2 separate regions of the Homo sapiens genome follow, and region 1 is linked to region 2. Evidence: chromatin contacts called from ENCODE Hi-C or POLR2A ChIA-PET data. All regions are on one chromosome and are shown on one strand. Each heading gives the region's core, a stretch centred on a gene start or an enhancer-like site at or near the end of the contact. The rest is flanking DNA. Distances are from core to core; before and after follow the strand shown.

What was found. A loop is a pair of places that touch in the nucleus more often than their neighbours do. ChIA-PET counts read pairs that join two places held with the same protein, here RNA polymerase II (POLR2A).
Region 1: POLR2A ChIA-PET joins it to region 2 with 12 read pairs in BJ. The contact joins the promoter of SLC9A3 here to the enhancer-like site in region 2. A Hi-C loop is called at or near these places in 1 of 37 single-sample maps with no recorded cell type. POLR2A ChIA-PET finds 5 or more read pairs at or near these places in 1 of 52 experiments (BJ).

The regions. Positions count from the first base shown.
Region 1 is chr5:520,063-525,865 of GRCh38, reverse strand. It overlaps SLC9A3 (solute carrier family 9 member A3), which reads left to right and starts at 1,417. Exons shown (of 17, transcript NM_004174.4): 1 at 1,417-1,754. The coding sequence starts at 1,544. LOC107986395 (a long non-coding RNA gene) reads right to left here and starts at 1,208. Exons shown (of 2, transcript XR_001742543.1): 1 at 903-1,208.
Region 2 is chr5:393,516-398,551 of GRCh38, reverse strand. The region is part of intron 4 of AHRR (aryl hydrocarbon receptor repressor); the gene reads right to left. The region is part of intron 6 of PDCD6-AHRR (PDCD6-AHRR readthrough (NMD candidate)); the gene reads right to left. Among named protein-coding and RNA genes, the nearest start is that of EXOC3-AS1, 47 kb to the left of the region's middle. Within about 2 kb of position 3,096, at least 2 of the 41 ENCODE cell types and tissues checked have a DNase peak (open chromatin) inside an H3K27ac peak, as active enhancers do.

The sequences.
Region 1 (5,803 bases), core at 168-2,667, 130 kb before region 2:
CCATCTATCATCCATCCGCTCAGCCACTATCTTGCGAGTGCTATTGTGTGCCCAGCTATCTTCCAAGCTCCTGGGATGTATGCATGAGCCCCTTGCTCGTGGAGCAGACATTCCCAGGGTGAGGGCAGACAGCTCAAGGTCAAAGCCAGCAGCCCCCAGGGCTGGGAGGTGAGCTGATTCCCGGAGCCAACCGAGTAAGCAGGGGAGGCGGGAGCTTAGCTGCCACAGTTGTGAGCTGAGTGGGTATCGGGTGGGACCAGAAGGTGGCATTGGAGCCAAGCCCCTGGGGAGCTGAGGAAGGGAGCACACAAGAGCCGTCCAAACAGAGGGAGCAGGGCGTGCAAAGGCCCCGAGAGGCGCCGATTGCTGGTGTGGGCCGTGGAGTGCATGGGGGTGGGGGTCAGGCAGTGGCTGGGGTCTGAGCTCCCGGGAGACGTTGAGCCTTTCCTCTGAGAGGGAGGGTCCCAATAGGAGGGACTGAAGGGGCAGGTAGAGGGCCGAGCAGGAGCCTTTGCAGGTGGCTGCAGGCTCCCAGAAGCCGCTGGTTTTGTGCACATTTTGAAAGTAGAGCAGATATGCTAAGAGCTTGGAAACCTTGTGAGCGAAAGAAGTCCACCTGCGTCCCAGGTCTGGGGCTGGAAGGCTGCAGGGTGGGCTTGGAGGAAAACAGGGGTGTGGTTTGCACAGTGGAGCCTGAGATGCTTAAGAGAGCCAGTGCTGCCGGAGCGGGCTGTGGGCAGAGGCCCCGCATCCGTGTGAAGCCCTGGGGGTATCGAATTGTTTTGGGCGGAGGTCTAAAGGCAGGGGATGGGGCAGGGGAGACCACGGGGGCCCCTGGGCTCCCATCTCAGAGCCTGGGGTGGGGGATGCTGGCTGGCGATGGGAGGGGCAGAGAGACTTACCAGCGCACCACGCAAGGCCTGGGCGCCCCCGAGTTCTGGTAAGTGGCCGGTCCGGCTGTGGAATGCAGGTTCCTGCTGAAGACAATAGCGAGGGGCTGTGTGAAGACACACCTGGGGCCCCTGTGCACCCTTGGGCCGCCCTGTGGGGTCTGCGCAGCCCCAGGCCCTGCGTTTATGAAGGAGGGTTGGGGCGAGCGCACCCACAGCTGCCCGGGCATCCCAGGAGCTGCGCGGAACCGCCTGTCCCGCTGCCCCGCGCTGTGCTCCCCACGCCCCAGGAAGGCGGCCGCGCAGTCCCGGGCTCGCTCTTGCCGCGACCTCCCGGACCTCCAGGCCGCGGGCTCCGGGGGAGGGTGGGCACCAGGGAGCGCGGGGTGGGCGTGCGCGGGCGGGGCGGGCGTGCCGGGAGCTGCGGCGGTGTCTGCGCTCGCGAGTGCGCGGCGGGGGCGGGCAGGCTCCGCCCCGGGGCGGGAGGGGGCCGCGGGATTAAAGGCCACCCCGGCGGGCGGGGATCGGACTGTAGCCGGTACCGGCACCGGAGCGCGCCGGGTCCTCGCCGGGTCCCAGCCCCGCGCGTCGGCCCAGCCCAGCCGGGACCCCCCGCGACATGCGCGTCCCAGCCCTGCGCTGAGCAGGCGGCAATGTGGGGACTCGGGGCCCGGGGCCCCGACCGGGGGCTGCTGCTGGCGCTGGCGCTGGGCGGGCTGGCGCGGGCCGGGGGCGTCGAGGTGGAGCCCGGCGGCGCGCACGGCGAGAGCGGGGGCTTCCAGGTGGTCACCTTCGAGTGGGCCCACGTGCAGGATCCCTACGTCATCGCGCTCTGGATCCTCGTGGCCAGCTTGGCCAAGATCGGTAAGTGGCCCCGGGGTCTCCGGATCTGCCCGCGGGGTGTGCGGCCGCCTCTGCTGGGCCTGGGGGCTTCGTTGTGGCCGCGCGCATCAGGTCGGAGCCGCGCGGCGGCCGCCCGGGAGAGTCCGGCTCTCGGGTCCAGCAGAGCGAGACTCGGGAGCGACTCTGGCCGCGCTAAGCCGCCCCTGCGGGTCCCGAGGTCTCCCCTCCCCGGCGGGGGCACAGCCTCGGAGCCCCGGACTCCCGGCTCCCGGGTCCCTGTGGGGTCTCCGCCCCGCCTCCGCTCCGAGCCCCGCAGACTGCAGGCTGCTCGCGCCCAGGGAGTCCCCGGGGCCGGGTTTCCTTCGGGGTTCTCAGGCTTTTTAGAGAAACGTCCTTGGAGTGATGGCGTTTTTTCGTGAGTTACAAGGGCAGAAAAGAAAAGCGGTGCTACCCGCATGAAACCCAGCAGAATCCTCCCTACAGGCGCAGCGTTCCCATTGGCGGGCCTCCTTTTTTTTTTTTTTTTTTAGAAAATCCCGGTCGGTCAGATTTCTCTTCTTCTTAACCGGCGCCAATGAACCAGTAATGTGGGCACGGCAGGTAGCTCCTGGCAAGGTGACAGGAAGGTCAGCTTCCTGAGGAGCTCGTGGGGATCAAAGTTTCATGTGTTGGTCCACAGGGTAGGGTCTCTCCAGGGGTGGCAGGGAGGTGGTCACTCGTGTGGAGGGGGGATTAGGGGGCCCGAGTGGGGCCAGGAGAAGCAAGATCAGAGCAGCAGGCGCCGCGGCAGGTTTCCAGAGCAGCTTTGGACTGGGGCGAGAGGAGGTTTCGATGCTGGGGCCGAGGAGGGGCGCCCACGCAGGACAGGGGAGGGACAGGCTCCGGGGAGAACAGCTGAGAGGACCTTGGCCTTGGTGGAACCTGGTACGCCCAGCAGGCTTGATTGGAGAAGGCGCCTTTTCCTTCAGTGACGCCTGCCGCCTGCCCTATTTATGCCAGGGTCTCCCCTCCCCTTCAGGCCCCTTGTGTGTTTGCTTTCTGTCTCATAAGGGCTCTTCTGAGCCCTCCCGCCTCCTCCCTTCTCCGCAGCCTCCTCCTCGCCCTGGTGTCTTTCAGCTCCCCGCCGGGCTGCCTGCTCTCCAGGCTCAGGCTGTCCTCCCTGGGCTTTCCACTGGGGGCTTGGGATGCTGGCCGGGGGGGAGTCTCTGAGGCTGGCTGCCTCCTACAGTTGATTTCCTTGAGAAGGGCCCCTGGGGCATCAGGGAGGTCCAGACTCAACCTGGGCTCTGCGGCCGCCCAGTCCTAAAGCTCACCCTGCTTTCCTCTGACGGGAGTGCCCCCCTGGTGTAAACTGAAAAGGTAATTTCTTTTTTTTTCTTTTTTTTTTTTTTTTGAGATAGAATTTTGCTCTTGTTGCCCAGGCTGGAGTGCAATGACGCGATCTCGGCTCACTGCAACCTCCACATCCTGCCTCAGCCTCCCGAGTAGCTGGGATTACAGGCATGAGCCACCACGCCCAGCTAATTTGTATTTTTAGTACAGACAGGGTTTCTCCATGTTGGTCAGGCTGGTCTTGAACTCCAGACCTCAGGTGATCCACCCGCCTCGGCCTCCCAAAGTGCTGGGATGACAGGCGTGAGCCACCGCGCCCGGCCGTGAATATCTAATTTCTGTACAAGCTGGGGCCTCTCCCAGTTTAGCCCAGTGTACAGAGTCAGAATCTGGCATCTGAAGGTCCAATGACAGCCGCCAGGCACCAGCCAGCCCCGCCTGGGAGCCGGCAGATAAGGCACACTGACCAGGGCTTTGCCTGGCCTCAGAGTTTGTTATTCACAGGGAAAAGCCTTCAGGTCTCCCAAACACTTGGACTGGTTCTGGGAAGACGTCCTTGAGGGCGGGGAGGCTGCCGGCTCCAGCAGCAACTCCCCGGGGCAGGGCGGTCCTTTACAAAGGCCCACCCTGATAGCACTCAGCGGCTGTCTTTGTCTCGGATTGTTGGCTCCACCTGGGAAGGCGAGCCTTACCCTGTGCAGCTGTGGGAGCTCATCGCGGTATCCCACAGGCGCAGACCCTCTCCAGACCTGCCCTTTACGCTCCCTGTCGTCCCCTCAACCCACTGTGCACTCTGCAGCCCCGGCAGTGACAGCTGAGGTCTGCTCTGGGTCTGCCCGGATTGGCCCCCAGGGTGTCCCACCCTCCATCCCCTCTCTGCCAGCCACACCTCTTGAACACAGCCCCCAGCCCTCCCTGTGTGCTTCCTCCCCCAACCCCTTCCCTGTGAACTCTGGACTTCTCAGATTCCACTGGCCCAGACCGTCCTCCTTGTGCAGCCAGCCTCAGGTGCACGACCTGTGTTCCCAGAGGACCCTCAGGTCCAGGCCTTCACAGACACCGGGGCCCAAGCCTGCACCACAGCGGGAACTTCTCCAGTTTCACCCAGCCTCCTCCACATGCCCACAGCCCCCGGACTGGGGTCTGAACCTACTAAGCTGCTTGGCACATTTTGTTGTTTAAAATGGTCAGGGGTTGGCCACACTCTTTCAGTCTCAAGTTACACGAACAGAAATGTCTCTTCCAGCAGAAAAGAGCTGCCATTCCTGTTGCTTTTCCAAACATTTGTTGAATTTCTCACACATCCTGAGAGTTTCTAACTCACAGCCCCAGCCTTCTTCAAGCCATTTGTAACCTGGTTGGGGAAATAAGAGTCCGGGTACCCTGAAACCCACAGCAATGTTGATCCCAGGAGATTTCTACTCCAGGCAGCTTGGGACAGAGGATGGCCAGAGGGCCAGAGCTGCCTCAAGCAAACACTGGGGCTGGGGCCTCAGCAGGTGGCCCAGGAGCCTGGGCAAGGAACAGGTGCTGCTGTTGGCCCACCAGCCTCAGGCCGCGTGTCTGGCTCCGGCAAGGGCTCCCCACAAGCCCCCTATTTGTGTGCACTGGGGTTCCCCTGCCTTTTACAGCATCTTTTTAAAATGCAGAAGGGGAGGCAAGGGCCGAGGCCACGGAGCCACTCCACAGCGCAGACCTCCCAGACTGAGAGGACGAGGAAGTCTTTAGCAGTGGAGGCGGCAGGGCCTAGTGTCTGCCTCAGGCAGGGTGAGGGGGCTTCCTCCTGTGCCCCTTGGGGGCCCCCAGCCTGCAGCCACCCGCACCAGGGCCACTCTAGGCCTTAGGTGCCCACCAGAATCCCCGCCTCACCCTGCACCGTCCGTGTTGGGAACCCTGGGCCAGGCTTTCCTTCCTTCCTGGGCTTCCTCTGGGGGCTGAGGCTGTGCCTTGCAGAGACTGCCAGGCCTGGCAGCACTGGGTGGGGGCCCTGGGGTGGGATCCAGGCAGTGGCAGGTGTCAGGACTGCAAGCAATGGGCCCCTGGAAGGAGAGGGAGGCGGGGGTGTCAGAAGCCAGAGGAGGAGGCCTAGGGTGGGTCCCTGGGGAGGCAGAGGGAGGCCCGAGCAACTCAGCTACAGGCCTTGGAGGACTTTGGTCCCCACCTAGCGTCGTGGTGAGGAGTGGATGTGGTCAGATCTGAGTTCTCAGACGACTGCCTGGCCATGGGGCAGAGAATGGCACCGGGGAGATTCCGGGAGGATGGTGGGGAGCTTCCCTTGGGCATCAGGGCGGTGGACAGCAGGGCCTCCTTGAAGCAGGAGTGGGGATGTCACAGGGTCATCAGTGACACAGCAGGGGCCAGACCTCCTGGCCCCATCCTGTTCTCAACCCTTCGGGGGGCTCTGCTGCGCTGACCTCGCCCTGCAGCTCTGAGCCACACATGAGCGACAGGACCCGACCAAAAGGGAACTGGGGGAGTTACAATTTTGAGATGTCGGAAACCGGGGAGGGGCTGGGGCCGGGAGTGGATTCTAGGCCCAGCTGGGTCTATTTGTCCCCAGGCGTCTGGCCGTGGGTACCCCTTGGGTCGTGGACGCACAGGAGGTGTGGGAGCTGACATCCCATGGGGCCTGAACTCCAGAGCTGGGCAGCGCTGGCTCAGGGAGGTGGCGCCTTGAGGGTTAGGACCTGAGCAGCGGCAGTGACTGCCCACGGGGAAACCAGGACAGTGGGGCTGGG
Region 2 (5,036 bases), core at 1,847-4,346:
GGTCCAAGCCCAGCTGAGCCGAGGGCAGAGCAGGGGCCGAGTGAACACCACTGAATAGAACTCTGTGCACCCGGCTCAGTGACCACAGATGGTCAGAGGCTAACTGGACAGTCAGGGGCTTATGTGGATGGTCAGGGGCTAAGGTGGACAGTCAGGGGCTAACCAGACAGTCGGGGCTAATGCGGACAATCAGGGGCTAAGGTGTACGGTTGGGGCTAACGCGGAATGTCGGGGCTAACGCGGAAGGTCAGGGGCTAACACGGATGGTCAGGGGCTACGTGGATGGTCAGGAGCTACGTGGATGGTCAGGGGCTAACATGGATGGTCAGGAGCTACGTGGATGGTCAGGAGCTACGTGGATGGTCAGGAGCTACGTGGATGGTCAGGGGCTACGTGGATGGTCAGGGGCTAACATGGACGGTCAGGAGCTACGTGGATGGTCAGGAGCTACGTGGATGGTCAGGGGCTACGTGGATGGTCAGGAGCTACGTGGATGGTCAGGGGCTAACATGGATGGTCAGGAGCTACGTGGATGGTCAGGGGCTACGTGGATGGTCAGGGGCTACGTGGATGGTCAGGAGCTATGTGGATGGTCAGGGGCTACGTGGATGGTCAGGGGCTACGTGGATGGTCAGGGGCTAACATGGATGGTCAGGAGCTACGTGGATGGTCAGGGGCTAACAGGGATGGTCAGGGGCTAACATGGTCAGGGGCTAACATGGACGGTCAGGAGCTACGTGGACGGTCAGGGGCTACGTGGATGGTCAGGGGCTACGTGGACGGTCAGGGGCTAACATGGACGGTCAGGAGCTACGTGGACGGTCAGGAGCTACGTGGACGGTCAGGGGCTACGTGGATGGTCAGGGGCTACATGGATGGTCAGGGGCTACGTGGATGGTCAGGGGCTATGTGGATGGTCAGGGGCTAACATGGATGGTCAGGAGCTACGTGGATGGTCAGGGGCTAACAGGGATGGTCAGGGGCTAACATGGTCAGGGGCTAACATGGACGGTCAGGAGCTACGTGGACGGTCAGGGGCTACGTGGATGGTCAGGGGCTACGTGGATGGTCAGGGGCTATGTGGATGGTCAGGGGCTAACATGGATGGTCAGGAGCTACGTGGATGGTCAGGGGCTAACAGGGATGGTCAGGGGCTAACATGGATGGTCAGGGGCTACGTGGATGGTCAGGGGCTAACATGGATGGTCAGGGGCTACATGGATGGTCAGGGGCTAACAGGGATGGTCAGGGGCTAACATGGTCAGGGGCTAACATGGACGGTCAGGAGCTACGTGGATGGTCAGGGGCTACGTGGATGGTCAGGGGCTACGTGGATGGTCAGGGGCTATGTGGATGGTCAGGGGCTAACATGGATGGTCAGGAGCTACGTGGATGGTCAGGGGCTAACATGGATGGTCAGGGGCTAACATGGATGGTCAGGGGCTACGTGGATGGTCAGGGGCTACGTGGATGGTCAGGGGCTACGTGGATGGTCAGGGGCTAACATGGATGGTCAGGGGCTACATGGATGGTCAGGGGCTAACGTGGATGGTCAGGGGCTAACATGGACAGTAGGGGTAAATGGTGGAGAGTCCTGGAGATCTAAAAGTCACAGAGAGGCCGGTGTGGGCCCCAGACACCTGCAGCAGCCTCTGAGGTGGGCAAGGAGCCGGGCACTCTGACCCAGCTGGGCGGGGGTCCCCAGCCTCCTGGAACTGGCCTGGGATGTGGATGGGCGGGTGGGGGTCGGGGAGAGGGCGGGCAGGCGAATGCAGGGGGAGCTGGACTACCTTCCTGCTGTGCCCACTCTCAGGCCAGCTGCAGGGCCGGCATGCTTCCTCCCTGGTGAAACCTCTGGCCATACCTTTATTTATTACATACATCTGATGGACTCCTGAAATGAAAGCCACTTGAAAGGAGTTTCGGAACAGCAGGCCCAGCAGCTACAACAGACGGTAAAACGTGGATTTCTCTTAGCAGAAAGGCCGAAGAAGCGGCAGAAAATGCCAGGCCAGGAGATGAGGCCAAGTGTGTTCTGTGGGGCTTGTGGGAAAGTGCCCAGAACAGAGGCAGGAGCAGGCTTGGGCATCATGGAGCTCTCTCCACGGTGGCCGGCGTATGCCAGGGTGAGGCTGGGGCCGCCCGCCTCAGTACCCCCAGACACACAGACCCCAGCCATGGTATGCGGGGCTTGGTTCTCCACCCCCATCACCTCTAAAGTCAGGGACAAAGGGGGGTGTGGGATGCCCCCTCCCAGCCTGCTGTCCCCACACGGCCGTCCTTTCCAGCCCCCATGCCTCCCCTGAGGATGGGGGTGCCAGGCCCAGAAGGAGGGCAGGAGGGCATACCCTGCATTTGTCCTGGCCAGGACAGGCCCAAGGCCCGGGGCCCCTCTGTCTGGGTTGCCGCCTTGTCATGGGGGCTGGGACCCTCCCGCTCCTGGGCTGCAGGCCCCCACTGCCCCATCCCTCTCTTACCCTCCCGGGCTCGTTTCCCCGGTACCCCCACTTTGTGCTCCCAGAGCCTCCTGAGTTGTGGTCCTGTGTTACCATCTGGTGTTTTATACCTTCGCTTCTGGCCTGAGTTTCTGGACGACCCATGGCCTCCTAATCCTCGTACCAGGAGCCCCTTAGAGCCAGGCAACATCACTGCATGGAGGAAGCTGGAGGAAGGGGACGCTCATCCCTTTTGCTTCACCTCCTGTTCCCCTCACTCAATCCTCTCCCAAAGGGTCCCTCACAGGAACGTGTGCGCAGCCCCAGCTGGGAGGGCTTCTAGGCCTTTCTTTAGGACAGCAGCCTGTGGCGGAGGAGTGTCTCCCCACTTGTTAAATTTCAACTGCTGGACACTTTGGTTCCTGGGGACTTCTCAGGAATTTTCCAGAAACCACACCAGAGCAGCAGCGCGGCCCGATGACCGTCTGCCGAGCGGCTTGGGGCTTCCAGACACGCAAGGCTGTTCTCACAGCTGTTTTTGTGAGGCCCTGCTCGGCTGCCACTGGGCACAGGCAGGGTGGGAGCTGGAGCAGGCGCTTCTGATGACCTGGCCTGCAGTGGCCTCTGGGAAGCTGCCTGTCCAGTCCTGGAGCTGAGAAGCTCTGTTTCAGGGAACTGGTGAGATTCCCCTGCTCTGGGCTGGTGAGTCAGCTGCCCTTCCTGTTTGCCACCTTGTCCTCTCCCGGGACTTTTATTCCCCTAATTTTCGGACCCTGCTCAGCCTGGCGTTCAGCTAACTGCATCCCACCACCGGGGCTCGTGTCTCCCAGGCCCCCTCTGTCTGCATTCCGCACCAGTGTCATTCAGGGAATGGGGACGCAGGGCAGCCAGTGTCGGCCACCTGGCAGGAGGGGGACTTGAGGACAGGATCCCCAGAAAAGCTGAGGGAACCCCAGAAGTCTTGGGCTATCTGGGGTTAGGTGTGGAGGAGATTGGGAGCCACGGCCCAGGGCAGGGGCTTTGGGGTCACAGTCAAAATACAGGTGGGAGAAATCACTTTCCCGTCCTGCCTTTGCCCTCCCAAGATGCCTCGAGACAGCCCTGCCTGGGGGGCGACAGCAGGAGGCTGGGGCCGGGGCCTGAGGGGCAAGATCCGGAGACGCAAGAGCTTGACACGGCCGCACCGCCAGCTCCAGCACCCACCCTCCCTCCTCTTGTGCAAACCCCCAGGCTGGGGAGGACTCGGGGCAAAAGTGCTCCCTCCCACGGTGCTCCCTTCAAAGGTAAACTCCTCACCCAGGAGCTGGCCCTGCCCACCTGCCCTCCCCTCTGCCCTCCACGCAACCAGGGCCAGCCCTGTCCGGCCCCACACAGGCCCAATCGGAGCCAGCGCACACGGGGACCAGAGACAGGAGGCACAGCCAGGAAAGTGGAGCCAAGCAACGGGCGAAGACAAGCAGGGTTCCAGCACACAGGGAGGAAAGGGGAGAGACAAGAGGGCTCCAGCACACAGGGAGGAAAGGGGAGAGACAAGAGGGCTCCAGCACACAGGGAGGAAAGGGGAGAGACAAGAGGGCTCCAGCACACAGGGAGGAAAGGGGAGAGACAAGAGGGCTCCAGCACACAGGGAGGAAAGGGGAGAGACAAGAGGGCTCCAGCACACAGGGAGGAAAGGGGAGAGACAAGAGGGCTCCAGCACACAGGGAGGAAAGGGGAGAGACAAGAGGGCTCCAGCACACAGGGAGGAAAGGGGAGAGACAAGAGGGCTCCAGCACACAGGGAGGAAAGGGGAGAGACAAGAGGGCTCCAGCACACAGGGAGGAAAGGGGAGAGACAAGAGGGTTCCAGCACACAGGGAGGAAAGGGGAGGCCCTGGAGCAGAGAAAACATTCGCCAGCAGGAATGCAGCTGAGCACAAAGCTGCAGCCTGGAGGCTCCTTGTAGGGCCTCCCTCCTGCCACCCAGACAGAGCCAGCAAGAAACCCAGAGCCAGCAGGGTGGCTGCAGAAGGGCCCTGCCTGGATAACAGCAGGTCCAGAAGATAAAAGCAAGAATGGAGAGGGACACCACCAGTGCAGCGACAGACACAGAATGTCCAGAACCAAAGATGAGAGACCTCGGCTGGGAAGAACTCACAGAGGACACGTCGCCACAAAACTCTCGACCACCAGAAAGAAAACACTGCAATAGGCCGGGCGCAGCGGCTCACGCCTGTCATCCCAGCACTTTGGGAGGCTGATCACTTAAGGTCAGGAGTTGGAGACCAGCCTGGCCAACATGGTGAAACCCCATCTCTACTAAAAATACAAAAATTAGCCGGGCATTGTGGCATACGCCTATAATCCCAGCTACTTGGGAGGCTGAGGCAGGAGAATCACTTGAACTCAGGAGGCAGAGGTTGCAGTGAGCCAAGATCGTACCACTGCACTCCAGCCTGGGAAACAGAGTGAGACTCTGTCTCAAAAAAAAAACCAAAGAAAACAAATAAAACAATAAAACATTGCAATAGCTCCCAGAAGAGCAAGAGCACAGCCTCCAGGAAAGAGCAGACCCACCAGGCTCAGCAGCAAGGCCACGTGGCCCTGCAGACACTGGGACAGG